2 separate regions of the Homo sapiens genome follow, and region 1 is linked to region 2. A link is an interaction called in ENCODE POLR2A ChIA-PET data of the cell type or tissue named here. Cell type or tissue: GM12878. All regions are shown on one strand. Links, peaks and the distances in the headings refer to the core of each region. The heading gives the core; the rest is flanking DNA.

Region 1 (16,443 bases), core at 5,420-13,419, 53 kb after region 2:
TGTCTAATGTTGACAGTGGGGTGTTAAAGTCTCCCATTATTAATGTGTGGGAGTCTAAGTCTCTTTGTAGGTCACTGAGGACTTGCTTTATGAATCTGGGTGCTCCTGTATTGGGTGCATAAATATTTAGGATAGTTAGCTCCTCTTGTTGAATTGATCCCTTTACCATTATGTAATGGCCTTCTTTGTCTCTTTTGATCTTTGTTGGTTTAAAGTCTGTTTTATCAGAGACTAGGATTGCAACCCCTGCCTTTTTTTGTTTTCCATTGGCTTGGTAGATCTTCCTCCATCCTTTTATTTTGAGCCTATGTGTGTCTCTGCACGTGAGATGGGTTTCCTGAATACAGCACACTGATGGGTCTTGACTCTTTATCCAACTTGCCAGTCTGTGTCTTTTAATTGCAGAATTTAGTCCATTTATATTTAAAGTTAATATTGTTATGTGTGAATTTGATCCTGTCATTATGATGTTAGCTGGTGATTTTGCTCATTAGTTGATGCAGTTTCTTCCTAGTCTCGATGGTCTTTACATTTTGGCATGATTTTGCAGCGGCTGGTACCGATTGTTCCTTTCCATGTTTAGCGCTTCCTTCAGGAGCTCTTTTAGGGCAGGCCTGGTGGTGACAAAATCTCTCAACATTTGCTTGTCTATAAAGTATTTTATTTCTCCTTCACTTATGAAGCTTAGTTTGGCTGGATATGAAATTCTGGGTTGAAAATTCTTTTCTTTAAGAATGTTGAATATTGGCCCCCACTCTCTTCTGGCTTGTAGGGTTTCTGCCGAGAGATCCGCTGTTAGTCTGATGGGCTTTCCTTTGAGGGTAACCCGACCTTTCTCTCTGGCTGCCCTTAACATTTTTTCCTTCATTTCAACTTTGGTGAATCTGACAATTATGTGTCTTGGAGTTGCTCTTCTCGAGGAGTATCTTTGTGGCGTTCTCTGTATTTCCTGAATCTGAACGTTGGCCTGCCTTGCTAGATTGGGGAAGTTCTCCTGGATAATATCCTGCAGAGTGTTTTCCAACTTGGTTCCATTCTCCACATCACTTTCAGGTACACCAATCAGACGTAGATTTGGTCTTTTCACATAGTCCCATATTTCTTGGAGGCTTTGCTCATTTCTTTTTATTCTTTTTTCTCTAAACTTCCCTTCTCGCTTCATTTCATTCATTTCATCTTCCATTGCTGATACCCTTTCTTCCAGTTGATCGCATCGGCTCCTGAGGCTTCTGCATTCTTCACGTAGTTCTCGAGCCTTGGTTTTCAGCTCCATCAGCTCCTTTAAGCACTTCTCTGTATTGGTTATTCTAGTTATACATTCTTCTAAATTTTTTTCAAAGTTTTCAACTTCTTTGCCTTTGGTTTGAATGTCCTCCCGTAGCTCAGAGTAATTTGATCGTCTGAAGCCTTCTTCTCTCAGCTCGTCAAAATCATTCTCCATCCAGCTTTGTTCTGTTGCTGGTGAGGAACTGCGTTCCTTTGGAGGAGGAGAGGCGCTCTGCGTTTTAGAGTTTCCAGTTTTTCTGTTCTGTTTTTTCCCCATCTTTGTGGTTTTATCTACTTTTGGTCTTTGATGATGGTGATGTACAGATGGGTTTTCGGTGTAGATGTCCTTTCTGGTTGTTAGTTTTCCTTCTAACAGACAGGACCCTCAGCTGCAGGTCTGTTGGAATACCCTGCCGTGTGAGGTGTCAGTGTGCCCCTGCTGGGGGGTGCCTCCCAGTTAGGCTGCTCGGGGGTCAGGGGTCAGGGACCCACTTGAGGAGGCAGTCTGCCCGTTCTCAGATCTCCAGCTGCGTCCTGGGAGAACCACTGCTCTCTTCAAAGCTGTCAGACAGGGACACTTAAGTCTGCAGAGGTTACTGCTGTCTTTTTGTTTGTCTGTGCCCTGCCCCCAGAGGTGGAGCCTACAGAGGCAGGCAGGCCTCCTTGAGCTGTGGTGGGCTCCACCCAGTTCGAGCTTCCCGGCTGCTTTGTTTACCTAAGCAAGCCTGGGCAATGGCGGGCGCCCCTCCCCCAGCCTCGTTGCCGCCTTGCAGTTTGATCTCAGACTGCTGTGCTAGCAATCAGCGAGATTCCGTGGGCGTAGGACCCTCCGAGCCAGGTGTGGGATATAGTCTCGTGGTGCGCCGTTTCTTAAGCCGGTCTGAAAAGCGCAATATTCGGGTGGGAGTGATCCGATTTTCCAGGTGCGTCCGTCACCCCTTTCTTTGACTCGGAAAGGGAACTCCCTGACCCCTTGCGCTTCCCAGGTGAGGCAATGCCTCGCCCTGCTTCAGCTCGCGCACGGTGCGCACACACACTGGCCTGCGCCCACTGTCTGGCACTCCCTAGTGAGATGAACCCGGTACCTCAGATGGAAATGCAGAAATCACCGTCTTCTGCGTCGCTCACGCTGGGAGCTGTAGACCGGAGCTGTTCCTATTCGGCCATCTTGGCTCCTCCCCACCAGCCACTTCTTACTGAAACACATCCACTCCTTCCCTGGGGAGGAGTGGAGGCGGCTTCCCCTTCCAGCCCACAACAGCCTCCTGCTTTGAGAGGAACGAATGGCCCAGAAGTACCACTCAGAAGCTCAAAGTAATATACTTGATGTGGCCCAGCCAACAGAGAGAGGCAGGACTCAGGCACTAGACCTGCCCAAAGTCACAGAGGTGCAGCCCATGAGCTAAGACACAGCCCCAAAAGCTAAACGCATCTGACCACCTGTCATCATGGTTCAGATCAACATTTGGGATCAAAGGCCTAAAACAAAGTGGGGCTGACCCAGTGTGGTAGAACACAATGAGGACATCAGGAAGTGTTCATACTCCCCCAGCCCAGGTGCATCCATTCCTAAGTGGTCTGCCTGAGGCTCCACGGCATGCATGAGGCCTGGGACGTGCAGCTGGGCAGGGAGCAGAGCTCCAGGCTTGGGTAGCCAGTGAACATGGAACCAGAATAGATGCTCAGGAATAAGAACAGAAGTGGAACCAAGCCGACTGAACAGAGATGGGGGTGAGGGTGGGCAAGGGCAACAGACAAGAGCCCATAAGGAGAAGGCACTGGCATCAGCACAGATGCCCAGCAGTCCGCTCAACACACTGCACCTGATTCCAGTCTGCAGACAGCAGGCGATCCATCTGGAGTATTCAGGCAGGATCGAGATTGGGCTCAGGGAGATGAGGACCTTAGTAATGGGTGGGGAAGGGGCAAGCCGCGGGGGACCAGGCAGCAGCAACAGTTGCTATCACCCTAGGGTTCTCTCTCCATGCCCACCCGACTTGTGGAACAGCTGAAGGCACAGGGTATGATCTAGACCTAGGCTGCTGGGTTTACAGGTTGCTGCCTGCCAGGTCGAGAGAGGGCCCAGCAGGGCTGAATGTGCATTGGGACCACTTTCCAGTGCAGTGTGGTCAGGTTCTCCAGACAGGATACGTGCTCCCATCCCCAATCCCTGAATGCCAACTGTAGTAATTAAACAACTGAGGTCCACCCTACTCCCCACTTCCTGGGGCCTTCTGTTCCCTCATGGGATGCTTCCTTTTGCAGAAGGAGGCTCTGTCATGGATCTCTGGTGCCACAGCACTAAGGGAGGAACACGAGGTGGCGGCAGGGCGCGTTGGCTCACACCTGTAATCCTAGCACTTTGGGAGGCCGAGGGGCAGATCACTTCAGGCCAGGAGTTTGAGACCAGCCTGCCCAACATGGCAAAACCTGTCTCTATCAAAAATATATAAATTATCCAGGCATAGTGGTGGGTACCTATAATCCCACCTACTTGGGTGGCTGAGGTGGGAGAATCGCTTGATCCTGGGAGGTGGAGGCTGCAGTGAGCTGAGATCGTGCCACTGCACTCCAGCCTAGGCGACAAAGTGAGACCCTGTCTCAAAAAACAACAACAACAACAAAAACCAGGTGGCTGGGCACCATAGAAAGGGTAGTCCAAGATCCTCTGGCTGGCTTTGAGTTCCAGCAGCACCCCATGGCCTAGGTTTTGGATTCCCAGCCTGTAAGTGAGTCTATAGCTTGATGACTCTCCCACACTGAGCCTGGACTAGCGCTGTGCCACAGCCAGGGGCTTAGCCTACCCTCCCACACCCATCTGATTTCTCATAACTGTCATATTTGGCTTGAACCCCACCACATTGTCACAGCCTTCAGGAACTGCAGAGCCATAACGACACAGTGGCTGACACTTTGACGAATTACTAAAAGCTCAGCTAATAGGACTAAAGCACTTGCTCTAAGAAAGTCGTTTTATCTATATTTAAGCCCGATATATCCTTGGATAACTCAACTGACAAAAGTACAAACCCATCGAAGGATGGCAGATGAACTGGCAGAATCTATAGATAAAAGAAAGCAGGTCAGCTTGATTCACCACTGCTGTCAGAACATCCTGGAAAGAGTCCAGGCAATTCCAGCGCAGAAGCACAGAGGAGAGAAACGGTAATTACAACTGTGGCATCACTATGTCTCTCAGAAGGAAAAAAATAAAGGCACCTTTCAGATGTTCCCCCATCAAACACGAGGTGCCTACCTACTATGTGCCAGGCACTAGCACACTTCCTTACTGCTCATCAGATCACCAGATCCTGGGGATGCGCTATCATCCTACTATCATCCTGCTTGCTTAGGCAGAAAGACCAGTTCCTTCATCTCTGAAGCGGAGGGAGATAACACACTACCCGCCTGATAGGTGTCAGGAAACTCTCCTCTACCAGCCAGGAGAAGCCTGCTCCAACCCAACAAACCAGGAACTGGTGTGCAAATAACTGGGCACCCGCCCCGGCCTACAAAGCCTCCCCAGAGGCGTGAACCTGGGCCAGGTCATTGCCTCTCCTTAGACCTCAGCTGTAAAATGAGGACTTCTGGGGTCCCTTCCTGAGGAAGAAGGGCTGTGGCAACTGGAAGGGAGAACAAGAGGATCCCAGGGTCAAGCCACCTTTATCTGCAGTTGCCAAAGTGCAGAGAAAGGGTAAAAAGCAGTCACTTAGAGAACATGGGCTGAAGTGCCCTGATCTCCTGAAGAGATCGGGAGGCACCAGCAGGCTCTCGTGCCTTCCCTGGGAGAGCTTCCCTGGAGGCTTCCCCACACCTTCTGTTTGTGGAGTGTGGGGAGAAGCCTTTACCCAGGGCCCATTCTATTGCCCAGCCCCTGACTCCCCACTCCCCTGCTTCCTGTTGCATAGGAAGGCTGATCTAGAGGCAAAAGTCAGACTAGACTGCAGGTAGGAGATGAGGCAGCTACTGCAGGAGTCCAGGCAAGACTGTGATAGGACAAGAGTTATGGTCTTAAAAGAGCAGGCACGAGTGGGTGACACTTCAAAGGCAGATTCACTTGACAAACTTAAAGAAGGACTCTATGTTTCGCTTTATTAGCCCAAATGATTGGGGAATAAAAATGGAGAGGTGGTTTAGAGGACAAAAAGGGGAATTCAGCTTTAGATACACTGAATTCCAGGTGGCAGCAGATAATCCATGTAAAAAATGTACAGCAGGATGAAGACAGAAAACCAGCAGGTCTATTTTTTTTTTTTTTAAAGACTTGGTGATACTTCTGCTGGTATCCCTTCTTAATTCTGTTCCCATGATAATGTGGCAAAAATATCATGGGAGACAGAATAACAAAAATATATATGTATTTCAAGAAATACTCCAAAACCACTTAATAAAATTCAACTCCTATGCCTAATAACACCAAAACCCGACTAGATACAATACCCAATGCTGGCAAGGGTGCAACAACAGACACTCTCATACAGGCTGGAAGAACGAACCCTTCTGGAAAACAATCTGGCAATATGCATCAAGAGCCATAAAGTGTTAATATCTTGCCCCATAATATTCTAGGAATCTATCCTAAGGACTATTCAAAAGAAAGCAATGGTATGTGAACAATTGAGGATATTTGGTACATGAAGATGCTCATTATTTATAATAGCAAAACATTGGAAGCCACTTAAATATCCAACCACGGGGGGAAATTAAGAGCATTATAGGCCGTCGGCAGAATTATTATACAGGCATTAAAATGTTAGTTATGAAGACAGTGGTAACAGAGAAATATTTTTCTTCCCCATTTACCGTAAGTTTAAATGCAAAAAGAACAGAATATGTTATACAGACATTATAACAATAACTTATGTGTTAAGACGGCAGGATTTTGGGTGCATCTTGGATGAAAGATAAGCAACTGGGAGTATTAAAATCAGCTGAGGGGGTGGTACCTTGGCTCCGTCCACACTGATGATCCGATAGCTGTTCCTTGTGACATCATAGAAGTAGGAAACGGTGACCGCCTGCTTGCTCGCAGGCATCCAGTTCTTCTTGGTGTTGGGGTCAATCTGGAAGACATGCGCTCGGGTGGTGAAGATGGGCTGTTCTCTGCAATAAGAGAGTGGGCGTGTGAGTTGAGAGAACATGACTTAATGTATAATTTATGATTTCTAGGCCACCTACTGCCCCAAAAGATTTTAAATAGCTTATAGGGAAACATACATATGCATGAAGACAATTAAAATAAAAGCAAAGAGAGAAGAAAAAAAGAGACACCAGTGAGTAGTTTTTGCAAACCACATTCCACTTAGCTGTTATCCCGAGACTGCAGGGCAATTGGTGTAATGAACAATTTGCTTAAAAGGCAACTCCTTGTTCAGTGTTTTCGAATCCCCGTCAAGTGTCCTATACTTTTTCTGACATCCTGTTGTCATTTTTAGGATTTTGGAACCAATTCACTTTTTAGAATTTTTGTGACAAATTTTGGGGGATTCTGCAACAATTTTAGGATTTTCCAATCTATTTGCAGCTTAATGTTATATTTCTATTAAGTACTTCTCAAATTTGCAGTAATTTATGAATGACATAATTTTATCTTTTTTTTTTTTTTTTTTTTGGATATAGAGTCTCGCTCTGTTGCCCAGGCTGGAGTGCAGTGGCATGATCTCGGCTCACTGCAATCTCCGCCTCCCGGGTTCAAGCGATTCTCCTGCCTCAGCCTCCTGAGTAGCTGGGATTACAGGCGTGTGCCACTGCGCTCAGCTAATTTTTGTATTTATAGTAGAGACGGGGTTTCACTATGTTGGCCGGGCTGGTCTCGAACTCCTGACCTTGTGATCCGCCTGCCTCGGGCTCCCAAAGTGCTAGGATTATAGGCGTAAGCCACTGCGCCTTTTTTTTTTTTTTTTTAAGAGACAGTGTCTCACTGCTGCCCAGGCTGGAGCGTAGTGATGCAATCATAGCTCACTGCAGCCTGGATCTCTGAGGCTCAAGCAATTCTGCCTCAGCCTCCCAAGTAGCTAGGACTACAGGCACGTGACACCACACTTGGCTAATGTTGCCGGGAGGTGGTGGGTAGAGACAGGGTCTCTCTGTGTTGCCCAGGCTAGTCTTAAACTCCTGATCTCAAGTGATCCTCCCACATTAGCCTCTCAAAGTGCTGGGATATAATCCCAGCATGAGCCATTATAGGGCATGAACCACTGCACCTGGTAATATGATAGAATTATTTTTTATCTCTGTATCTCTTCAGTCTACTTCTGGAACCATTCAACAACCTGACCAAACCTTCAAATTTGATGTTTCCAACTTATAAACCTTTTGAGTTTTATGTAAATTCATCAAATCCATCCCTTCTGCTATTCTTGCCTCTATATTGTTGCTTTTTCACTCCACATGCCTAAAGCATTTTATGCGATTCACCAAATTTGCATATTACCTATGTTTCTTTCTGTTGAGTGGGGAATTAGATTTTGACAATACGCATTTAGAAACAAGGCAGATGAATAAAAATTGTAATGGATTTCACTGCATTTTGTATTCTAAGCTATCTACTTCCCAAAGTAATGCAAAATGGCACAGACTTATCACAAAATACATTTATTTTTGAAGAAAGCATCTTTACACAGACTGGCTCAAAAATCCTTTAAGTGTTCAAAATAAGATACAAATAGAAAAAAAGCCATCAACGTGTAAAAATAGTCCCATTGTTGCGGATCACGAGGTCAGGAGATCGAGACCATCCTGGCTAACACGGTGAAGCCCCGTCTCTACTAAAAATACAAAAAATTAGCTGGGCATGGTGGCGGGTGCCTGTAGTCCCAGCTACTCGGGAGGCTGAGGCAGAAGAATGGCGTGAACCCGGGAGGCAGAGCTTGCAGTGAGCTGAGATCACACCACTGCACTCCAGCCTGGGCGACAGAGCAAGACTCCATCTCAAAAAAAAAAAAAAAAAATAGTCCCATTGTTTATAAAATGCTACAGATTTAATAAGTACTTATTAGAGACACAAAATTAAAAGGTAACTTAGACAATTTTTTAAATCTTTACAATGTCAAAAGAGATAAAATAAAAGAGACATAGACAAGATACAAAAAAAAAAAAATCAAAGAGAAAAGAATTTGAAGTGTTCCAGTCTCTAGATGGAATGATTTTAGGCGAAGCAGTCTTTGAATCCATCCTGAATGTAGAATACTCATTATTAAAATTTTAAGAATGCTCTTGAGAAACTTTTCCTAGAAAACCAATTTGCCATTTGAGCCTCATATAAGGGCTACTGAGTAACACCAGCAGCATCAACCATCAACCGTGGTTTTGAAGAAATGCAGCAATCTTCTTTATGCCTGTTTCTCCTCAGGCATGCTATTAATGCTGCTTCAATGCAGCTGTTTACAGAGGCCAGCATTCCAGAACAGAGGCTAGCAGCATTCCTTGCTCCCTGAAACTTCCCTTCTAGGTCCCCTGGAGCAGGACAAGTGCCTCTGGGGCTGTGGATTACTAGGGCATTTTTATTCCCTCAAACAGAGACCAAGTTCACCCACACACTCGATGCTAAACCAACACCCTTCCAGCAGCTGGGTGACAGCTGTTAGAAACAAAAGGAAGATTCTCACTGTAATTTCCCGCATCTGCTGTCAAGAGAGGCCAGACGACAGGGAGTGTGTGCATATCAGTGCAAGCCCTCATACCCCATCCATGTGATATAATCCAGTCTGCAGTCTGGATCACCCAGCTGTGCCACTCTCAGCCCAGCACCATATTTTGCTAATCATCTAAGTACAACACCATAAAGGAAAACACTTCCACACACAGTATTCTCCTACATACGTGAAAGGAAGGAGCAATTTAAAGGGCAGCAACTACAGAACATTTGTTGAAGAATCAAATTATGCCTCATTGTCAGAGCACTAAATGGGCTGGGCTGGGGGCCCACGGGTTAGAGAAGGCCTTTCTGGGAAGGGACCCAGACTTTCAGATCTTCCCTCCTATTCCCTACATCAGAAAAGAGGGATTGGGTCTCGGTTTGGGCATGCTTAGACGGGTGTTCCCTAAATCTCCATGACAGGAATTAGCTGGTACACTTACTAAAAATACATGTTCCCAGGCCCCATCCTAGCCCCCCTTGAACCTGGCTCTCCAAGGAAGGGCCCAAGGGGCTCCATTTTTAAGAACTCCAGGTGATTTTTACTTTCAAGGAAGCTGGGGAGACATTCACATTAGATATAATCAGATGATCTAAAAAAGAAAAAAAGAAGTGGCCCCTAGAGCCAGCATCTCTACTCCAGAACAACACTGGTGACTGAATGACACAGGGAGACTCCAGAAAGTTCTCCCACAGCTGTAGAGGGGGCTGGAGGTGGGGCAACAGGGGGACCAAGAACAGGGTCTCTGGATGCAAAGGATGGGGGCAAGGGGCAAGGGGAGGCAGAGCTGTTCTGGTCAGGAAGGAGGGTGGAGATGAGTGCGGCCTGTGGTGGCCCAGCAGTAGCCTTCCGCAAGCACTCTCTGTCCCTGAGGCCTACAGGAGGGAGGAAGTGAGGAAAGCAAAGTGGAGAGATGGAGGGGAAGGCACAGGGAGCCGAGAAGATGGCAGAGCTTCCTGACCAGGCACAGGCAAAGCAGCCGGCTGTCTGCTCGGCATGATCCAGGTGTCAAAGTGAGTAGACAAGAAGGGTTCCATCTCCAAATCTGCCTGCTCAGCTCTGTGGATGGACTGAAGTCATGGTGAGCTGCCCTCGGGACCCCCAAGTAGAAATGCAACGATGTTGGAAGAACACAATGGCTCACCTGGCCACACTCTTGGTCAACATGGTCAGGCCCTCTGCAGGGCAAGTGGCTGCTCCAGTGTGAGGGGAGGCACAGAGACCTGGGAGGGGTACTGCAGGGCCTCCTGGCAGCTCCATTCTGAGGTAGTCACCATGGCAGGAAGCTATGGCCCTCCAGAGGCCAAAGACCTGCATTCCTCATCCTCGAGCCCCTGGGCAAACAGGGGAGGATTGCACGGCCAGTCTGGCAGGAAACTACCCGCCGCTCTGGGATTTCACATGAATAACCAAGTCTGGGGGCACTGGGGAGTTCCATGCTATTCTTCTACAATCCAAAAAGTCTAATGATATTTCAAAAAAAGGCAAAAAAGAAAGGCAAGGAGAAGAAAAGCTCGTAGCTGACCTTTACTGAGTACTTACCATTCTGCTAGGCTCGCTCTCCACTTTGAAACTGCAACAATCCTACAGGGAAGGGGCTGAACAGGTGGGGAAACAGGAACTCAGAGAGGCCAGGTAACCTGACTTGGGTCATGCAGTATATGACAGGTCTGAAATTTGATGTCATTTCTTTTTTTTTTTTTTTTTTTTAGATGAAGTCTCACTCTGTCGCCCAAGCTGGAGTGTAGTGGCATGATCTTGGCTCACTGCAACCTCCACCTCCTGGGTTTAAGCAATTCTCTGCCTCAGCCTCCCAAGTAGCTGGGATTACAGGCGCCTGCCACCACGCCCAGCTAATTTTTGTATTTTTAGTAGAGACGGGGTTTCACCATCTTGGCCAGGCTGGTCTTGAACTCCTGACCTCATGATCCACATGCCTCGGCCTCCCAAAGTGTTGGGATTACAGGCTTGAGCCACTGCACCCAGCAATTTGATATTATTTCTAAGTGACATGGAAACCCTCCCTCTCAGCCATTATGTTATTCTCTCTTCCTATAATAATAGCTGTCTGTAGTAGGCAGCTTCGGATGTGACTCCTGGTGACCCCCACCTCCTAGTGTTCATGCCCTTATGGAATCCCCTCCTCTTGAGTGTGGGTGAGACCTGTGACTTGCTTTTAACCAACAGAATATGGCAAAGGTGATGGGATGTCATTTGTGTAATTAAGTCACATAGGATTATGACATCTGTCTCCTATCAGACTCTCTCAATAAATTACCTTACTGGTTTTGATGAAGCAAGCTGCCATATTAGGGAGATCCACCTTACAAGGAAATGAGGAAAGACTCCAGCCAACTGACAGACAGGAACTGAGGCCCTTAGTCCAACTCCCTTGGAGGAATGGAAATTCAGCCAACAACCACATGAGCTTGGAAGCAGATCTTTCCATATGTGAGCCTTCAGATGAGACTCCAACCCTGGTCAACACCTTGATTACAGCCTTGCAAGAGACCCTGAAGCAAAGGGCCCAACTAAGCTATACCAGACTCCAGACACACAGCAATGTGGTTTAAGATGCTATGTATGTGACAGTTTATTACGTAGCAATAGAAGAGACACTGTCCTTCACAGAAAGCTTACTACACACCAAGCAAACCATAAATGTTCTCATTTAATCCTCCCAACAGGGCTGTGAGTGGGCAGGGCTCACCACACAGAAAATCAAAGGTCACAGGATCACTTCAGGCAAACTGAACAACAAATCTTAACACCTTTATGGGCAAAATCCAAACAGAGACCTCACCACAAAATTCAGAAAAGCAGACCCTGACTTTGAAAGAGTCTTCTGCTTCACTTGAGAAAGCAAAAGAGCTAGAAGTAGGACATAGAAGTCATTTCCTCCAGTGTGCAAATCAATATAAATAGAAAGATTTAAGAGAATCAGAACTTTCCAACCTGCGTTTCCTTCCCAGCAGGGAAAAGCTGAAGAGAGTGTATCAGAGGACAGAAATTACCTTCATATCCAAATTTATTCTCCTTCCTTTGATGTTCAATGTTCAGAGAGTAAATTTCAAATATACTCCCATTCCTTCTTCAGTGCTTTAAATAGAAAGCAGATGTTTCCGGATGGCAGAACGCTTCTTTAGACAGACAATATAACCTACCGTTCCTTGCATAGTCTCTTTAGAGCTGAATAAACACCAATTGCTGTTCATTGAACACATTCTGGAACCTGACAGTAATTGTTCCCAAGAATAATTAGATACTCTGTGCAACATATGTATGTTTGGAATATGAAAACCACTCGGCAAAGAGGCCACTCCTGCTTTGAACAATTTCTGGCTCCATGTGAAATAATTCTGCAAAGAATTAGCACGACTACTTTTGCAAAGAAACAAGAGAGAGAGAAATGATGTTTTAACTTATAATTCTTCACTTGCAATGTTTAGCTCCACACTTTTTCTGACATAAACCTACAAAACATCAAAATTCTTATTTTTCCTACTTCTATTTGATTTGAATTAAAACAAACCCTTCAGACATTATTTTACAGTATTACAAAGTCTTGTAAGGTACCCTAATTAGTTTGTATCTGTCTTGAGTCTTAAACCCCTCCAAACACCATCTACTACACCAACCGACAGGTCTTCCTCTAGTCCAGATGGGTCACACTCTGCCTGCCCAGCTGCAAAGGCTTCCCTGGCTCTGTCCCCAACAGGACCAGCTCCCAGTGCTTTGCATGAATTACAGGCTGTCCCCTGACCACCTGGCCCTGCCCTCTCACCAGAAGGGCTTCTGCTGCTTTCCTTCTAGAACTTCTGAATCATCTGTACTTTCACACATCCCAGCCAATGCATGTGCCCATCACTGGACCCAATACATCCTCGCTTCACTGTCCCTTCATGTACTGTCATAGCATCTTGTGAAGTCTGATTTGTGCTCTGAAGACACAGGCCCTTGACTGGTCACCCATCACAAGGGACTGGAAGCATGGGCTCATCTGGCCCCTGACCCACACTCTAGGTGGTCAACAGGCTACGCCAGCCAGCAGGGCCAAATCCTCAGAACCCAGAACAGAGAACTGAAGGAAAAAGGAGATGTGGACAGAAATTTTTTCTTGTACATTCTCCCATGCAAAGAATCTAACTTACAAGCATATTGGAGTTCTACTTTTATACAAAATCCACACAGTAACGTTATTCTTATTTGCAGATAATAGAATTGCACATAGAGAACACCCAAGAAAATCAACTGAAAAAGTGAGTAATCAAAATTCAGTAAGGTGGCTAGGTATAAAATCACTAATAAAATCAGTAGCCTTCCTAAATACACAAACAACCAGATAGAAAATATAACAGATTGTCTGGCCAGGCAAGGTGTTTCATGCCTGTAATCCCAGCACTTTAAGAGGCCAAGGTGGGCGGATCACTTGAGGTCAGGAGTTTGAGACCACCCTGGCCAACATGGCAAAACACATCTCTACTAAAAATGTAAAAATTAGCTGGGTGTGGTGGTGGGCACCTGTAATCCCAGCTACTTGGGAGGCTGAGGCAGGAGAATCGCTTGAACCAGGGAGGCGGCGGTTGCAGGGAGCCGAGATTATGCAACCGCACTTCAGCCTGGGCAACACAGTAGGTGAGACTCCATCTCAAAATAAAAAATATATAATAATAGATTGCCAAAAATCCCATTTACAGTAGCAACCAAAAGGATACAATTTCTTGGACTCTATTTAGGAAGCATGCAAGATCTATGTTTAGAAAATAAAAGCAAGCCAGGTACAATTGTGTGCCCCTATAGTCCCAGCCACTCAGGAGGCTGAGGCAGGAGTATGGCTTGAGACCAGGCTCTAGTACATACTAGAATTGGGCCTATGAATTTCTAATGCATTCCAGCCTGGGCAACATAGCAAGACCCATTTTTTAAAAAACCCAAATAAATAAATACAGTAAGAACAAAAACTTCTGAGGCACACAGAAGAAAACTTTAATAAGACATATTCTTAAATGGGAAAGCCAACACAAAGCTGTCAATTATCCCTAAATTAATATATAAATCTAACATAATAAAATTATTATTTTTAGAACTAGACAGGGTTATTCACTGGAAAACTCTATGTGAGGACAGCCAAAATATTCTGAAAATGAAAAGCAATGAAGAGTTTTAGCCATCTCAGATATTGAAATGTATTATTATAAAGTTATAGCAAACAAGGCAGAAGGTCTTAGCAAATAAGTAGGTAAATAATGGAAGAGCAGAGAGTCCAGAAATAGAAGCCTAAAGAAGTGAGTGCATGACACAGGCAGTATTGCTCATTAGTGGAGACACAGAAATCCTGTTACAACAATGCACCCTAGGAAGAGTCTGCATCTGCTGGACCTTAGCCAGATGTCTGTCTCCTTGCCTGGTCTGAGCCCCTTCAAGGAGGTCACAGCTGCCCCATTCTATTAAAGTTATTTTCTTCCTGCCCCCAAACTGCCCAATTAACAAACCTGATAAATTAGTGATCTGATAGAAGAAATACTTGTCACAAATCCTCCTAGTCCTCTGACTAGGAATTCCCTTTTTGGGTCACATTTACACCAGGGAATGGATGAGGCAAGTGCCGCTGATGAATGCTGACAGGCTTTATTAATGACACTACCTTATTTCCTAGAGTGTCTGACAGTTTTTAAGGAGCTTTGAACATACATTCTCCTATTGGCCCTCCTGAGATGTGAGTTTGACTAAGTTCTGGGGCTGGGTCACAGGCAGAGGGCTACCCAGAAAAGCCATCAGATCCATTCTCATGTGCTTTGGAAAAGGGTCCCGATTCTCCAAAAGGGCTGGATGGGCCCAGGGCAGTGGGTGAGGACCTGGACAGCCAGGAGGGAGACAGGCAGAGTTGTGGAGAAGCAAAGCTGAGATGGAAAACAAATACAGGCAAAGGGGTGCAGAGGAGGAGGTAAGGCTTCTCTGAGGACGCAGGATAGGTAAACATTACGGCGGCAGGGATGAGTGAAGTGAAGGGGAAGTCTAGGACAGGGACAGAAGAGAAAATAAAACTCACTAGCAACATAGCAATGCCATCCTATGTTCAAACAGCACCCCTGAACCCCTGCACAGAAACCCCTCTCCCACCTCCACACATATATCTCCCTCCACCTCAGTCCAGAGCCCAGCAAATCTGCTAGGTTTAGCAGATAAGGGAGGAAACAGCTATTCAGGCACCAGAGGTGCACTCAAGAGATCAGCAAGGGCCACTGTGTGGCACAGGAAGCGGGTGGCAGGAGATGAGGTCTCAGGGAGGGCCAAAACCAGACAGCCATGGAGCCTGAGCACCAGGCTAAGGACATCAGTCTTTAACTCGGGGCCAGCATCTCCCTAATGTGCTCTGTGGAGCTATTTTCTCTTCCAAATACATTCCAAAAAACATACATGTAGGAAAAACATTAAAAGCATTTGGATAGTCATTCTCATAATTATCTGCTATCACCTTCAAGAAGTGTTCTCAAGCCAAGACTGCCAGGAAATAGCTTGGGGGCTGCATAATACACAGGTATCTGTCGTGTTAGCCACAACACAGGTGTATTCTTGCTCTGACAAAGCAGCCACTGCATGGATGGTTACTTTCTATCCACAGTATGCTGTCTATAGAAGGAATCTTGTCTCAGGATTTCAACATATATTTGTGATTTTATTCTGTAGATGGTATGGTTAACATTTATACTATAAAAATTCATCCCACCTGAATCTATCATGAACAAAGGAAGTTTTAAACAAAAAGAGTTTACGATTCACATATGAACTCCACAAGCTAAGAACTGGAAAACATCCAAGTGATTTTTTTTTTTTTTTTTTGAGACCGAGTCTCTCTCTGTCACCCAGGCTGTAATGCAGTGGTGCAATCTCGGCTCACTGCAACCTCTGCCTCCCAGGTTCAAGTGATTCTCCTGCCTCAGCTTCCTGAGTAGCTGTGACTACAGGCACCTGCCACCACGCCCGGCTAATTTTTGTATTTTTAGTAGAGACAGGGTTTCACCATATTGACCAGGCCGGTTTCAAACTCCTGACCTTGTGATCCGCCCACCTCAGCCTCCCAAAGTGCTGGGATTACAGGCATGAGCCACTGTGCCCAGCCAATATCCAAGTGATTTCTAAAAAACCAGGTGGTATGCTGCCCAAGTCACAGGATTAATGATTTCTGAGACAGTTGAATTCAAGAGAGCACAAAATCTTCCCGAAGGAACCGTTTGTGTTCTTCCTTTTGCTATAACACATCTGTGTGCAAAGATTTTCATATTACACTGTAATGAAACAAATTATGGAAGACGTCATGCCATACCTGATATGAGGGTATGACTTGGAAACATTATTCTTAATATTGACTAGATACGGTTTTTTAAAGGACTGGAAAAATAATGTTCTCAATTTTAAATACTGAGGGCTTTTATATTCATCTACAATAAAAATGAAGTTAGATATCTACTTACATACTTTGTTCTTAAGCTGAAAATAATTTTGTTTTATTCTGTTACAAAGCATTCACACACAAATGTGA
Region 2 (16,443 bases), core at 2,969-10,968:
GTGGCTGTGGCCCAGGCCTCCTTCCCCACCACAGACAGGCCAGGCTCAGCATCAAACTTCCTAGGGAAAGAATTTGGAATTGAAAAAGTAGCAAAATCACAACTTTGTGGGACTTTTCTTATGCATATTTTGCAGTTTGGCATTGTTTGTAATTACGTATTTATAATTTCAGTATTTTGAGATACCAGCGAGCTTAATCAGGCTAAAATAATTCTCAGAATTTGCTTTCTAAGGGCTGCCAAACACAAGAGGCCTTTGAAAAAAGGATCCTTTTCAAAAGAACGTTCTCACAATAAAAATTCCTGGCCCAATTGTGTCTTCTGTGCATCAACGCTTCCTTTCCTCCTCTGGAACCTTCTCTCCTTCCTTTCTCCCTTTTCCTGCTTTTTCCAGCCAAGCCTTGAAGTCAATCCAGACTTTGGCTTCAGGGAATTCAGAGCCAAGGAAGTGGGGACAAGTGTCTCCTATTGCCCAGCTTCAGAGCTCTCCAGTCGGCCTCCAAAGCACTGCCAGTCTTCACCTCTCCCTGGCTTTCCAGCCCACACAGGAAGGGCAGCCCCTCAGCCTGGCAGACAAAACCCTCAGAGACTTGGTTGCCTCCCCTGGGCAGCCCCTGCCCCTGCCACAGGTTTTAGTCCAGCAATACCATGCTGCTTCCTGCCTGCCCCCAAAGGGCCTGCTCTCTTAAGTGCCTGGAATTCTCCCTGCACCCTTCATGTCCTGGCAAACCCATGCCCATCCTTAGGTCTCAACCCCACAGCCTTTTCCGCCAGGTCTTCTCTGACCTCTCTCTCCTATACAGCCATGTACTTTGTCTTGGGAGTCTGGTACAAAGGAGGACTGGCATCTGCTCCTAGTACAGCCAATCCTATGGATTGTCCTGGAGTGAAAAGCATTGAGCTAGGCCAGTCAGACTTGTGTATTCATCTGTTCGTCCATTCTCTCTTCAGAATTTGAACTAGGGAATCAGGCAGGTGGTAACGGCAGCCAGAATGAGGAGGTTATTGGTTAAAGGCCACATGGCATGTGAAACCCACGTAGTTGAGTGGATTTATGGGGCAGAGGCTCTCAGACCATAGGGTGTGTAAAAGCACATGAGAGTGCATTGGTTTTCTATTGCTGCCATAACAAATCACCACAAAAGTAGCTGCTTAAAAGACAAATTTCTTATCTTACAGTTCCATAGTCAGAAGTCTGACATGGGTCTCACTGGGCTAAAATCAAGGTGTTGACAGGGCTGTGTTCTCTTCTAAAGGCTCCGGGGAGAAGCCATTTCCTTGCCCTTTCTGGTTTCTAGAGGTTGCCCCTGTTCCTTGGCTTGTGGCCCCTTCCTCCACCTTCAGTGCCAGCAGCATCGTATCTGACCCTTCTTCCATCATCACATCTCTTTCTGACCCAAGGAAAGGTTCTCTGCTGCTGCTGAGAACTTGTGTGATTAGTCTGGGCCCACCCGGATAATCCAGGATCATCTCTCCATCTGAAGGGCCCTTTTGCCAACTATGGTAACATAGCCACAGGTTCCAGGGATTAGGATGTGGACATCTTTGGGGACCATTATTCTGTCTAGTAAAAGGAGCTTTCTAGAATGAAGATTTCCAGGCCCAGAATGCAAGGGTCCTCATCCAGGTTTTTTTGGGATGGGCCGGCAACACAAATAGTTCTGAAGCAGCTGCTCTGCAGATTGTCCTTAGAAAAATGCTACTACACAAAAGTCAGAGGACCTTAGTGGGCTGGTGACGCAGGAACAGCGAAGCAGGTACACTTAGAGCCACCGTGGGCTCCTCCTGGGGTCAGCGATCCTGAAGCCTGGTATTCATGAGGTCTTCAGAATGTCCCAGGTCGTCCCAAGTCTGGAGAAGTGGGGTGCACACTGGCCTCTGTCGTCGGCTGCCTATGAGAGCTCTGCCTTGTGGGGGAGCCTCCAAAATCCCCCATCAGCTGAGTTCCATGAACGCCTGCAATGGAGCAGCTCACCCCTCCACTGGAACAGAGCAGATCTGGGGAAAGTAATAGTCTTCTTACTGTGGTGTTCCCAGGGCCTGGGCATGAGGGTGCACAATAAATATTTGCTAAATGAAAACATGAATGAATGATTTAACAGCTGTAAGTATGAAAAGGACGATGGAAGAGGCACAAGTCCCCCTCCCTGGTAGTGGTTTAGTTTCATCCGGAGGGCTGGGGCCTTTGGGGCCTAAAAGAGGAATGGAGTTGGAGCAGGAAAGGATTCCAGGGATGGAACAGCATAAGCAAGAAGAACACAGGGAGAGTGCACAGCAAGGCCTGGGCAGGCAGGGGAAGAGCCTGCAGGGTCCTAGGACCTGATCTGTCTATGCTTTAGGAAGAAGCCTCTGGCAGCTCTGCATTAAAGGAATACGAAAACGGAGGAGATCCTGGAGGGTACGGGAACAGGGTAGGCATGGGCCGGTCAGAGCAGCGGTAGAGTGAAGAGATGACATGGCAAGATGGAGAAGCACAAGACTGTGTAACCTACTGTGCAATAAGCAAGAGAAAGGGCACAGAGATGGTAACAACTCTGGCAGGCGCAGCGGGGCCACTGCTGGGAAGTAGGGGGTAGAACTGTGGCTCTCGGCAATGCAAACAGCATCGGTGGCAGCCACAGAATTATTTCCACTCAGTGGTCTTGACTCCCGTGCAAACACACATTGGGCTTATCTAGCAGTCCCTTCAAGTTAAATGAAGTCATTGTGGCGCCAGACAGGGCATGGCTACAGGGAGGGCCCAGGCAGGCAGAGCCAAGTACAGCTTCATGGAGATTCCTACAGCACAGAACAGCTAATTCCTATGTCCCAAGCATGGGATGGAGGCATGAGGTATCCAGCGGGGTAGGAAACGGGGATATCTCAGCAGACGTGAATCCCCTCCCCTTAACATGTTGGAATATGTAAGCTCCCCAGAACTGTAAAGGACTCTCCTCTGGAGAAAGGGGAGTGCTGAAGCTGACTGAGTCAAATTGCATGAGCCTGGTGGAACAGGGGCTCAAAAATCAACACTCACTTGAATGAAGGAAAAATAGAGAAGGTCCTATTTCTTTTACTCTTGAGCTGAGGGCTGGGATTCACCACTCCTACACATTTGGGAAAAGCCGGTTCTGTGTTTGATACAGACTTTGCCATGTGAATAGCCTGTTCCAACAGCTCTGGAAAAACCTTTTCTGGTGGGGGCTGTGTATGGTGGCTTGCACCTGTGATTCTGGCATTGTGGAAGGCCAAGGCAGGAGGATCATTTGAGCCCAGGAGTCAGGACCAGCCTGGAAAACATGGCGGGACTCTGACTCTACAGAAAAAAAAAACCAAAATCTTATCTGGTGGAATGAGTCTCTGAGATTAGCTTTTACCCCAATAGCCAGGCATATAAAGCTACATTCTCCTGCCTTCTCAGAAGGCTAGTCCCCACAGAAGAAAAGTGCCTCATAGGTTGCCTTTGTGTGGGCCCTACTGAGGCAGAATATGACCAGATGAAGGGCAGGCATCCCCTAAACATCCCTAAGCATGGGGTTGCCCCAAAGCAAGAACCAGAAACATTGGCACACTCAAAAAATCCCAAGCCTAATATGCCCCAGCCCCCACTTCCACTTATGCTTTGGTTCAGGAGTAGCCTGCAAGGACATTAGCCTACTTAGGGAGATCAAGAACTTCCAAAGTATCTTGTCAAGATACAAAGGATTTCTGAAAGATTTCTGTTGACTTAAAAACAGACACAAATATTTTACTGAACTATGTATTTCTACAGAAACTATTACAACAAAATCAGGTAAAATTCACAAAGGTATACAAGCCTTTAAAGGAAAATATTTTTTCCCTTAAATATAAAAAGATCATTTGCCAAATAACATCAAAAAGAAACAAAGCAAAAACTGTTAGAAACAAAAGAAACAGACAGAAATACAATAATAGGAGACGAACATATCTTTCTTAGCCTTAATGAATCAAGTAAATTAAAATTAAAGGTCCATAATATTATACTTTGTAAGGTCAAATGAATACATCTGATTGAATTTTGTTCCCTTCAGAGAATATGCTTTCTTCTTCAGTTTCCTGGAGATATGTATTAAAACTAAAAATCAGGTCTCAAGAAAACATCCATGATCTCCAAAATGCACACAAATTGTACAGGCCATACTCTCTTTGACAAGGCAATAAAACTAGAAGTTTGTAAGAAATGCTAAAAAACAACAACAAAATAAACTACCTGGAAATTTAAAAGTATAATTTCAAAAAACTCCAGTAAAAAATAAAGTCAAATCTGAAATTATAAATTATTTATAACTTAGAACACTAAATATAAATTTAAGAGATATGGATAAAGATGTATTTAGAGGAAAAGTCGTACCTTACAATGTTAGTAACTGTCTTTTATTAAGTAAGAAAAAGTTAAAATGGCATGTAACTTAAGAAGGTGGGAAAATAATAAAGGAAAAAATTAAGAACAAAACGAAAAGAATCATGAAATAGTAAAACAGTAAAATTAAGATATAAATCTCAGAGTTGGTTATTTGAAAAGATCAATGAAACAGAGTAATTCTGGAAAAACCAATGAGAACAAAAAGGGAAAGCACACGCAACATGGGAATGAGGAAGCAGAATACTACAACTCCAGGCCAACAAATCTGAAAATAGAACAGAATCACTATTTAGGAAAATTCACTTAATTAAAAAAAATTTTTTTTTGAGAAAGGGTCTTGCTCTGTGTCCCAGGCATGCTCACGGCTCACTGCAGCTTCGGCCCCCAGGGCTCAAGTGATCCTACTGCTTCAGCCTCCTGAGTAGCTGGGACTACAGGCACACACCACCATGCCTAGCTAATTTTTAGTAGCGACTATGTTGCCCAGGCTGATTGTGAACTCCTGGGCTCAAGCAATCTTCCTGCCTCCGCCTCCAGAAGTGCTGGGATTACAAGCATGAGCCACTGTGCTTAGCCGGGAAAATTTAAATTGCCAAAAACTTACAGAATAGAAATAAAGTTTGAAGAAAATAATGAGCATGAAAAAAATTAAAAAAAAACAACAACCCCATATTTCCTAAAAAGGCACTACTAGATTTGGACAGTTTCATACATGTTATAAAAACTTCAAAGAGCAAAAAATTCTAAATATTTAAATGTTTCCAGGGCATAGAAAAACAGAGCTTCCCAAGTTCTTTTTAATTTTTTTAAGAAGTTAACAAACACCAATAACTGACAAAGCAGAAAAAAAATTACCCAACTATTCATCTTATTTAGGTATGAAAAATTCCATAATAAAATGAGAAAACCAAATCCAGAAGAATTTCACAATTTAAAGCTCTTATTTTTATTATACAAGTAATACACAATCTTTGTAGAAAAATCAGAAAGTACAGATAAGAAACACAAAATAAAAATCTACTATGGACCAACCAATCATAAATAACCACTGTTAACATTGAAAGGAGATGTATATTAAAAGAATAGTATACTATGACTACATCAGATTCTTGTAGAAATGCAGAGATGTCTTAACATTAGCAAATCTATTAAAACGATTCATCTAAAGTCATAATAGAGAAAAGCCAGTTGATCATCTTGACAGATGTGGAAAAAAGCCATTTAATAAAACCCCAACATCCATTACTAATAATATTTTCATCAAACTAGAAATAGAGGGCATAACCTGAATGTATAATTCAAATATTAAGATTATTTTACACTAAGAGTCAAATTTATAGTTTTGGAGAAACACTCTTCTAAGTAAAAAAAATTTGATATATATATATCAAATAATGTACAATATCAGCACAATTATGTAAATGTTTTTTAACATTGTTCTAAAAGTACCAGTCAATGTGATGAGTTGAGAAAGTGAAATAAGATTACAAATATGGGAATAAAATTATCAACCTACCCAGAACTATTACCCAACTGAAAAAGGCGAAAGAAATTAACAACAGCAAAACCTTTAGAATAATTCAGTAACTGGCTAGTTACAAAATCAATAACCAATCGCCAAGTTAAACTATTATACAACTACACACTACTCTCTTATGCAGAGGTAAGAATGAGGTAGATTGATGTGTACTGACATAGGAAGATCTATTGCAAAGAGAAAAATGCTAACAGCAGAAGGGTTGTCTCATATGGTCAAAGTGCTAAAACATACTTTAGGAAAAAACTGATGAATATGCTGTTGACTTTTTCTGGGGGAAAGGGATTTTAATTATGGGGGACTTTAATTTTCTACATTATGTTTTTAAATAATGTTTACACTTACATAAGTCTAATGTTTTAAAGTCATAAAAGCGATAGATTTAATTTTCATTTTTTAAAGTAGTAGGATCTCATTTACAATAGTAACCACACTAAAAAAATCACCTATACTAGAAAAGATAGGCTGAGAAACATAAAACATAAATTTACTGAAAGGTTAAATATTATAAAGATGTTAGTCCTCTTGTGTAAAATATGTAAATTTTACTCAATCCAATTTCTAATTTTTCTAAACATAAAATTATCTCAAACTTCTTTTGGAAGGTTTTTTTTTTGTTTTGTTTTTTGTTTTTTTGAGACAGAGTCTCGCTCCGTTGCCCAGGCTGGTGCTATCTCAGCTCACTGCAACCTCTGCCTCCTGGGTTCACTGCCTCAGCCTCCCAAGTAGCTGAGATTACAGGTTCCTATCACCACAGCCAGCTAATTTTTTTTTTTTTTTTTTTTTTTTGTATTTTTAGTAGAGATGGGGTTTCGCCATGTTATCCAGGCTGGTCTCGAACTCCTGATCTCAGGTGATCCATCCACCTTGGCCTCCCAAAGTGCTGGGATTACAGGCGTGAGCCACCATGCCCGGCCTGCACAATATACTAGGCAAGTTTTGAAAAAGTTTAATGGGGAAGTTTAGTCCAAAGCTATGGCGATCCAAACAATGTGGTACCAGTGCTAGAATGTGCAGGAAGATCACAACCCATAATAAAGAGTTCACAGCACACTCAAGGCCAGGGTGCTTATCCTGGCACCCAACAGAAGGGCTACTAGGTGTATGGCAAAAATGGGATTTCATATAGAATAAAGGACAGACTTCCCAATAAACAGTGTTGGGGTAATTTAGAAAATACATTCCAGATAGATCAGAGGTTTTTAAAATTTTTTTTAGAGACAGGGTCTTGCTCTGTTCCCCAGGCTGGAGTGCACCGGTGCCATCAAAGCTCACTGTAACCTCAAATGCCTGGACTCAAGTGATCCTTCCACCTTGGCGACCCAAAGTGTTGGGATTACAGGCAAGAGCCAACACGCCCAGCCAGATCACAGATTTAACTGTTTAGAAAGAAATAATAAAAGTACAAGAATAAGATAGTGGTGAATATTTATACAACCTTGCCATCAGAATTGGGAAGACCTCGCCGGGCTTGGTGGCTCACACCTGTAATTCCAGCACTTTGGGAGGCCAAGGCGTGTGGATTGCCTGAGTTCAGGAGTTCGAGACCAGCCTAGGCAACATGGCGAAACCCATCTCTACTAAAAACAAAAAGTTACCTGGGCGTGGTGGCATACACTTGTAGTCCCAGCTACTCAGGAGGGAGGTTGACACATGAGAATCGCTTGAACCCGGGAGGCGCAGGTTGCAGTGAGCTGAGATCACGCCACTGCACTCCAGCCTGGGGGCCAGGGTGGACCCCGTCTCAAAAAAAAAAAAAAAAAAAAAAAAAAAAAAGAATTGGAAAGACCTGCATAAGCATGACGGCATAGGTAGCAACCATTAAAAAAAAAAAAAAAAGTAACAGATAAACTTGACTAAAAGGTGTTTTTTTAAATGTCTAAACGTTTTTAAAAAGCCATACGTGCAACTTAAAATTTTGTTTTACAATGTTTATGAAATAAACCTCTTAGAAATCAATGATACTGCTGAACACCTTAAAGGGTTACATTTTAACCAAAAAAATATTTTTTTTAGCTCTCTGTCCCCAGGGTAACTCCAGTGTTAAAGAGGAAGCAGTACACACTCACACACTGTGGGTGGGAGTATAATTGGGTCTGTCTTTCTGGAAGGCAATTTGAGGCAATACATATTACAAGTCCTAAAAATGTGCATTCTTTTTTATTGTTGCAACAGGATATGTTATGCTGCAGTTAACCAATTAACCCTGAAACCCCAGTGTTTAACACCTAAGGTTTATTTTTTTTATTCATGCTACCCGTCCATGCAGGGTGGCAGGTGAGGGTAACATGAAGGGAGAAGGGGGCTGCTCCACGTAGTCACTCAGGGATCCAGGCTTGACAGAGGCTCTGTCCCTGGGACATCAGCATTTGCTGAGGGAAGGGAAGGCAGACACTGCGGAACTGCTCATGGGCATTTCAGTGTCTGTCTGGAGCTTCATGTGTCACCTGTGCTCACATTTCATTGGCCAGAATTAGTCATAGGACCCTGAATGAGTACAAGGGGGATGGAGGGTGAAGTCCTGTATGCCTCAGAAGGAAAGGAGCCGCAGATAGGGAGGCGCGTACTTTTGAGCCAGTGATAACTTCAGAAAATTACCCTAAGTCAATATTCTGAAAAGTTCGCAAGGATGTTAGAAGAACTTCATTATGTCCTTGACTACAACAGTAAAAAAATTGGAAACAACCTAAGTATCCAAGGTACAACCTACATAGAGGTTAAAAATAATGTAATTACATATTTACTGATATAGAAATCTATTCACAATATAGCATTAAAAGGGATAAAAGTTATAAAACAGTATGTATAATATGATTATATTTCATGGAAAAAGTAATAAAACACACACAGATGCATAGAAAAAAGTCTGAAAAGATAAAAACTGAAATGTTAACAGTGGTTATAATCAGATAGTGTAATAACAGGTGATTGGTTTTTTTCCCACTCATCTGGAATTTCTTTAAAAAAAGTATTATATTATTTATGTACCAAGAAAGCATTTAAAAAGGGAAACAAAAAACAGTACTCTTGGGAGAGTTCACTTATCCACTCCACTCTTCTCATTAAACTCTTATATTTGATGCAAGGAATGTCTTCTTGCCTGTCACATCATAAGACGCTGCTCTCACAACTGACGTAAAGTCGGGACTTCCTATTAAAAGCAGTACAAGAGGGTAAAAACAATAGCACAGCCTCACAGCTGTGAATCATCAGTCCTGCCCATCACTCGCCAAAACATGCACCACTTGGGACTCTGCCGTGGTTTACGGGCTCCTGCCAGGTGCCCTGGGGGTCTCTAGGGCCCAGGAGAACACTTTGCCGCAAGGCTCTGCACCGTCAAAGAGAGTAGGGCACTGAACAATTCCACTTCAAACAAAAGATCCACAAACTTCTGGTAAATGGATTCCAGAACATAGATCACCACCACCAGAAATAGAAAATAAAGTCTCCTCTTAGGTATACATATTTTTAATTAAAAACGCTTCCTTACTGTTTCTCCCACTTCCCCTTTTGCTGTTTCTTCACACACACACACACACACACACACACACACACACACACACACGCGTGCGCACATACACAGTCGTAAGTTCACTAGAACATTTCATCCAGCTCAAAATTCTTACCAAAGCCACCTTCCTGCCTGGGTAGTGTTTAAAGCCAACTAGAAAACCCATATTCTTGAGATCGGTACATGGAAGAGGCATGTAAGTAACATTTTCTAGACTAGACAGGAGTCCCTCTCCATGCCAAAACCCCCATCATCTCCAGAATATATACTGTTTCTTTGGGGAAGCCATGTACTCAGAAATTAGGGTCCTTTTAAAGCATGCATATCTTTAAAAATATACATGGACATTGATCTTGCAAGCTTCTAGTTTGCAAGTGCTTCAAAATCTAGTGATGTCTCAAGGCAATGAAAGAATTTAGCTTCTAGAAGGATGAATGGAACAAACAATCCACTTCTGGATATTAGCAAAGACCAGTGGCTGCCTCTTTTGAGTGCCTGTGCTAAGTCACATCACGTCTGCCTTCTTCCCAAAGGTGCACCTGGCCACATGTGAGGTCCCACCATAACGTCCCCAGCGCGTCCTGTGGTTGGCTCTCATCCAAAATTGTCCCTGGTTTCTATAGAGAAGGAGACTTTTCTAAAGAAAAAGAGCCCTGTTAAAATAGGCAGAGCATGATGTTTCTGGGAGGCATATTCACTGTATTACGCTCCACCCTTTACTTGATGTTTTGCATCAAATGTAGTCCACAGCAGGCAGGCGCCTGCCCACCACCATCAAGGCTGTGCTCATGGAGCCTGCAGGCTGGAGACCAACTGCCCTCTGTGCACAGTCTTCCTGGGTGTTGATCAGGTCCCGTTCAAGCTGCTCCCACCACTGAGCAAGGCTGCTCCCTCCCCAGAAAGCCAGAAAGGAGTGCATCTCCAGGAAGGGGCGGGCAGTGGACAGGCCACCCCCAGCCAGAACTCTGTTTCCATTCCTGCGATCTCAGGGCCTCCCACTTGTTTTGAACATACTGCTCTGCCTCCACTAAAGCCATCAATAAAGAACTCAGGGTGTGTTTGTTTTCCATAGAACTGGCCTCACAGGCAGAGACATCATTTTAACCAACTTTCTTGGAAAGATTCCTGCAAAACCAGAATCATTCCAAAGTGGAACTTATCATTTATAACAAACATTCCTAAATGTCATTCGGATTCACATTTTTGTAAACTGTCCTTTGCTGTGGACACATATTGAAATAATATAATTGTAATATGCTCTTATCAGGATATAAGAATTATTTTCTCTTGGCACCCACGGGTCACCAAAGGGACTAGAGTGGCATGTCTCAAAAGATACTGCATCAAGGTCCAGGAGACCTGGATGCAGAGTCCACGCTGCTGGTCACCGCTGGGTGACCCTGGGCGTGTCACTTTCTCTGTCTCTACTTCCCATCTGCAAAATGCAGGTGACAGTCTCTGCCCTGTTCTCTCACCCAATTAAAGTCTAATGTGATGGCAGGCAGGAGAGATGAAACTGAGGGGCCACACAAGTTCGAGGTCTTGTGTGGATACTGGTTCTCTTTCCCTCCAAGGCCTGACCATACTGTCCCAACCTGTTGCTCTGGTGGTTTTACATTCCCCGGGCGGCACTAGGAAGGCTTCCTCGCCACTCCCAACTTTAAAATGCATCCAGCTGGGTCTTGACTGGAATGAAAGGTTATTTTTAAAGGTCCTCTTGGTTAAAGGGTTCCAAGTTTTAGTTGATCTTTTTTAGACACCAGGTTTCATGGAGGCAGAAGGAAAGCTTATCAAGGTATAGCAGCCAGTCTTGGAAACACCAAAATCAGGAGACCTCAATTGCAAACTGAAAATGCAGTCCTGGCCCTGCAGCTTCCAGGCAGCACAAGCGGCTGCGATGCTCACGAGTGAATGGCTTACATTCTGCCTGAGTCTGGCGTAAGGTTATGACAACAGTACTGAGACTGGGCTGGATGTCAGAATAAACGAGGGCACGTCACACCAGCTCAAGGGAACACCGTCCAGGTTGCTCCAGGGCCACTATTTTAAAAGAAAGTAAATGAAAAGACACTGAGATCTTCAGAGAAAAGCAGAAGGAATGGAAAGTTCAGTGCTTTTGTAAAAGCTGTTGTGCTTTCACGGCCAAGCCCAACTTACCTTTCCCTTTAAGGGAGTCCTTACTACTCTTAGCTCCAGGGTTGCAACAGCTGTAGAGCTGGACACACAGCAGGAGGAATCCAAGTTCCTCACCTGCTGCCCACAGGATGCTCACCACACTCTTCAGTGCTTGGTGAACTGGGATCATGGGTCTCAACTGCACAGCAGCCCACTGTGGAAATGGCTCTTCCAACATTTTCTACACCTCCACTTCTGGAGTTTTCTAAAGTCACTGCTATCAGAATGTACAAGTGGCTTCAGTAACTATTCTATGCATGTCACCTGAGCATTCTCTTGTCAGTCAAGCGGGCTCTTTCTAGATTCATAAGTCACCTGATAAAGGCAGAGGTCATCTGAAGACCCCAGCGGAAGGTGTTTGGAACCCAGTGTCCACTGCTCCCAGGCAGCCACACACCCAGCCTGCTGCTGGGCAGACCAGGCTGGCTTGAGAATCCCCTTATCCCGCTGCTGGGCCACGGGGCTGACTCATAGCCAGCTCGGCTCTCTGGTCTCCTGGTGCAGCCAGGAGGGAGCTGCTACCAACTGTCCTGAGAGCCGTCTGGAGCTCTGGGGAAAGGGAAGGGCCAGCAGCAGACTACCCCGAATCACAAAGATGGCTGGCCACGCTTTCCACTTCCTGTCTGCCAAAAGCCCTATGTACTCAACCAAAGCCCCCACTCACCTTGCGGGAGCTCCTCTAAAAGTGCCTTGGTGCTCCAGATGCCCAGCCTTCCCTTCCATCCACATCCCAAACAAGACTCCCCAGCTCAGAGAGGCGTCTCCGTGAGGGGAAGGGAAGGAGAGCAGGAGGACTCGTGTTCACCTTGGGGCCCAGGGCACCTGGGTTCGGACCCCATCTCCCTCCTTCCTCGGGTTGTTTGCTCATTAATCCAAATTCAGCAGGGAGAAAGTCTAACCACGTCCATGGGAGAAGGTTTCTAGAAGGAGTAGTCCTCTTAGGTGGTTCTCAAAGGGGTGAGGGGGCACCAAAGCCTCCCCCCTGCTCAAGGCATTTAGAGATGTGTGGGGCCAGGGATTCAAGCCATTATTGCCACACACGGGCAATCTCCCAGGGCAGGATGCCAACAGCACCCACAGGCCCGCTGGCCCCACTGAGCAGCTCTGTGAGAGAGGAGAGGTTTATGGCTGCAGTCCCTTCCCTAGGAGAAACTGAAAAAGGCAGGACGCAGAGCTGGGTGGAACACCTCTGTCATGAGGGCCAAGGCTTGTCAGCTGAGCTGCTCTCTCCCCCCGAAATGCCTGTGATTTCTTCCCAGCTGTCCAGACCCATAAGACAATCCTACCCTAGGTACCAAGCCCTGGGCAGCCCCTATACCTGGAATCCCTGGGTCACCATTCCTAGGGGAGAAGGTGATTCGAGGGTCTGGAGAGCCCCAGGGGCAGAGCATCACGGATGGGCTCCAGGGGCCTGAGACCAGCTCCTGCTGCTTCCCCTTCTCCCTCCCTGCCCCAGGGCCACCCGAGCCCCAGCTTGGGTTTGACCAGACAGTGGTATTCATGTCTGTTAACTACCCAGCACAGCAAAGATGGTGCATCATTCGACAGGGTCCCAGCTCTGCTGTGGGGTTTGATTAAAACACTAAATTCTGTGTACACATTTAATTGAACAAATATTTATTAAGCACCTACTTTGTGCCAGACATTGTGCTAGGCACCCTCACTGTGTGCTGTTCCCACAGCACAATCATCTGCTCAGAAATTAAAACCAAGAAAAGGAACACTGTTGCAACCGTACAAACTGGGGGGGCGGGGGGCAGGGGGCAGTAGCGTGGATGCAGGCAACTCCGGGCCAGAAAATGCACCCACCAGAAGCTTGTTTTCCATCTCTCAGAAAGTTTCCACTAAACAGTTGTTTTAAAGCCTCTCGATGTTGACAGAGAGGAATGTTGTTCTCTCTGTGCCCCCCGGGGCTGGTGTCTGGTGGACATTCAAATACTCTGAATGCTATTTGATAAAAGGAGCCTGATGGCTTGGTGTAAAGAATATCAATATTTGGATTACAAAATGCGTGTTTTTTCAGTTCATATGGTTGCAACAGCCCTTATGAAAGATATAAACATCCCTGCCCTGACTGCATAAATGTTGAAGGTAGACCTAGTTCTGGATTCCTGAGTCAGAATCTTCCAGTTGTCCACAACCTCACAAGGCCAGAGAAGCGAGAGGAGATTTCTATTCTGAAAAGGAGTGAGTGGACGGCACAACTGGTTTGGAAACACGACAAACTGCGCCTGCATTTACAGAAGCAATGCACACAGAAGAACGTCCTAGAGCTATCTGGTCTCGCACACACGCTTGGGACTCACGGGCGGGGCCTGGGCCTCGGCCAGCCCTAGTTATCGGTGCCCAGCTTGGAGAGCCCTCGGCGGAAGTCATGCAGGTCGTCAATCTTCCCGTCCAGCACCTCCAGGAAGCTCTTCAACTCCACCTTCAGGTGGCGCTGTCGGTATTTGCTCTCCTCAATGTCTGTCTTTAAGGAACGCACTTTGTCTTCCAGGTTTTGATTGTCTCTCTCTGCCGCCTGGCCAAGCAAAAGGGAGAAGGGTCTAGAAAACTGAGTGACGAGAGTCATCCTTCAAAACCTGCTACAGCTGAACCAACCATTCTCCATCCAATCTGAGGGCCTGGGCCAGGGCTTAAGCTGCCTAGAGACATGCTACCCCAGCACACAAGCCTGTGACCAAGACATCAGAAGGGAAGCAGCAGGCACTTCAGTGACCTCCTCCTTTCCTGCCTGCTCTCCCACAGAGGGACCAACACCCAGCCTGAAAACCCAAGACCCAACAAAGCAGGCAGAACGCAGAGTCCTGCCTGAGGGAGACCTCACACAGGGCCCAGCAGGGAAAGTCTGAAATCCCTGTCTGAGTGGCTAGCAGAGACCACATTTCAGTTCCATCCTGAGAGACAGAACAGATGGGAGAGTGGCTCGTTCCCCTGGTCCCACAGAGAGGCGTGGCCTCCTCAGCCCCAGGCCAGCCTCTGGCCCTCAGAGAGGAAGGACTGGCCATGCCAATGACTCAGGGACAGCCAGTCTGTGCACCCTCTGATGCTGTTACCATGGAGATGTTCTGTGGCGCTGGGCCCCACAAGCCTACAGAGGCACATCTAGGTAAATCACAAGCAGGTTCCCAAAGACAGGACAGCTGTGAGTCCTTAAATGAGCCATAAGCCTTTAACTCTTCATATCAAATAAGAGCTTTATGTTGAGGGAATAAACAGAGACCTTTCTGAACATGTGCACAGGAAGCAGTTACCAATTCCAGGGTCATGTAACTACATGAAGCGCCGTGTGCATATCAGAGGACCTGCAGGGAAGAGGCGCTCCGAGGTGGAGGAAGCCCTGAAAATCCTCATTTTAGTGATCAGAAATCTGAGGATAGGGAGGAAGGCCTGCCCAAGGTCAGTGCCCAAGGCCACTGGCAGGGGAGTGGCTGAAGTGGCCCCACACCCTGACCCTGGGCTCTCAGGCCGCCCCCCCGCTCCTCACCCCCACCAGGGATCTGCAAGGAAACAGTCGTCTACACTGTGGTGATGCACAGGGGCCTTCATAGAACTTGCAAAACCAAAAGACAAACGTTGCTGAGTCTGCCCCGGGGGCAGGGGTGGATGCGGTGCCATCTGGCGTGCAGTCACTGCCAGCTTTTTGTGAATAGAAAATCTCTCCTTCAGCATTCTCAGTGTGAAAGTGATAGGAAGCAGGAAAATGAGTACCATGACATTTGTGCCTTCTTGTCTGAGCCAGGATGGCTGTGCCCCCAACCCACGTACCTCTAGCTTCTCAGAGACATATTCGCACTCTGACATGAGCTGAGGTATGATTTCACTTTGTTTTCGGAGATCTTTCAGCTCCTACATGAAAAAAATTTGAGATAGAACATGAAAGCAAGTCAGATAAAATATATTCTTGAAAATCACCAATGTGTGCACGCTCGTGGAAGCAGCTTTGGGACCCTGTCCTGTTTGCATAGACAGTGATAGTGACCATGCGAATACTTCATCTCAGGGAATTTCAAGGGTGAAGTGTGTCACACGCCTTGTCACGTGAAGTCTGTACACACCACCACAAGGCAGATGTTTTTCCGATTTCTGTTTTATAAGTGGAGAAAGTGAGGCCTAGGGAGTTTGGTAACATGAGCACGGCCTCCAACATGTGTGCACTTAACTGTCTGCCCCCTAGAAAATAAATGACTGTAGGCCAGGCATGGTGGCAGTGAGTGCAGGTGGCTGGCGCCGGGAGCTGGGCTGCGGTGTGGTGGGCACGTGTGTGTGGTGCTCTCATGGCGTGTGTCTATAGTCCCAGCTACACAGGAGGCTGAGGTGGGCGGAATGCTTCAGCCCAGTTCAAGACCAGCCTGGGCAACATAATGAGACTCCATCTTAAATAAAATAAATACATTTTAAATTTTTTTAAAAAAGAAAATAAGTGGTTACATCATGGGTCTCTAGCGGCATTAATTTGGCAGCAAAACTCAACTTCTGAGGACAGATGACAAACGCATCTGAGTGTCTTGTGAAATGTTCAGCTCCCTTGTGGATCTGCACGACCAGCTATAGAACAGGGGTAACAGGGAGGCGGCAGAGGTCATGGGGAGGCCTTTGCTCCAGCCTGTCTGCACCTTGCTGTGGCTCCCAGCTCTCTCTCCGTGCTGCTATCCAGGCAGCTGCCAGGGCCAGTCATAGGCCCCAAGACACCTGCTGTGTGCCACCCCGCAAGGCCAAGAGGACGCCAAGGGGCCCTGCTCGGAGCACCATTACTCACTGTCTCCTTTTCTCGGAGCTCTGCCTCCAGCTCCTCGATCCTCCTCTTCAGCTGCGTGTTCTTCTCCTTCTCTCTGTTGATCTCACTGCATTGTTCTTC

Evidence for each region. Peaks named below come from ENCODE experiments on the same cell type or tissue, not always from the same donor. Only the 100,000 strongest peaks of a DNase experiment are listed, where the experiment ranks them.
Region 1: POLR2A ChIA-PET joins it to region 2 with 10 read pairs; 2 of 35 experiments call an interaction of 5 or more read pairs at or near these places.

The regions. Positions count from the first base shown.
Region 1 is chr15:82,886,473-82,902,915 of GRCh38, forward strand. HOMER2 (homer scaffold protein 2) reads right to left here. Exons shown (of 9, transcript NM_004839.4): 2 at 6,213-6,369. LOC105370928 (a long non-coding RNA gene) reads left to right here and starts at 6,330. Exons shown (of 5, transcript XR_007064741.1): 1 at 6,330-6,390; 2 at 13,116-13,162. In GM12878, for the core only: no CTCF peak of the experiment used is centred there; no DNase peak of the experiment used is centred there; H3K27me3 peaks cover 90 bases.
Region 2 is chr15:82,835,798-82,852,240 of GRCh38, forward strand. WHAMM (WASP homolog associated with actin, golgi membranes and microtubules) reads left to right here. Exons shown (of 10, transcript NM_001080435.3): 10 at 1-311. It overlaps HOMER2 (homer scaffold protein 2), which reads right to left. Exons shown (of 9, transcript NM_004839.4): 7 at 16,345-16,443; 8 at 15,354-15,434; 9 at 13,186-14,106. The coding sequence ends at 13,918. Among named protein-coding and RNA genes, the nearest start is that of WHAMM, 34 kb to the left of the region's middle. RefSeq lists an enhancer at 14,004-14,779. In GM12878, for the core only: no CTCF peak of the experiment used is centred there; no DNase peak of the experiment used is centred there.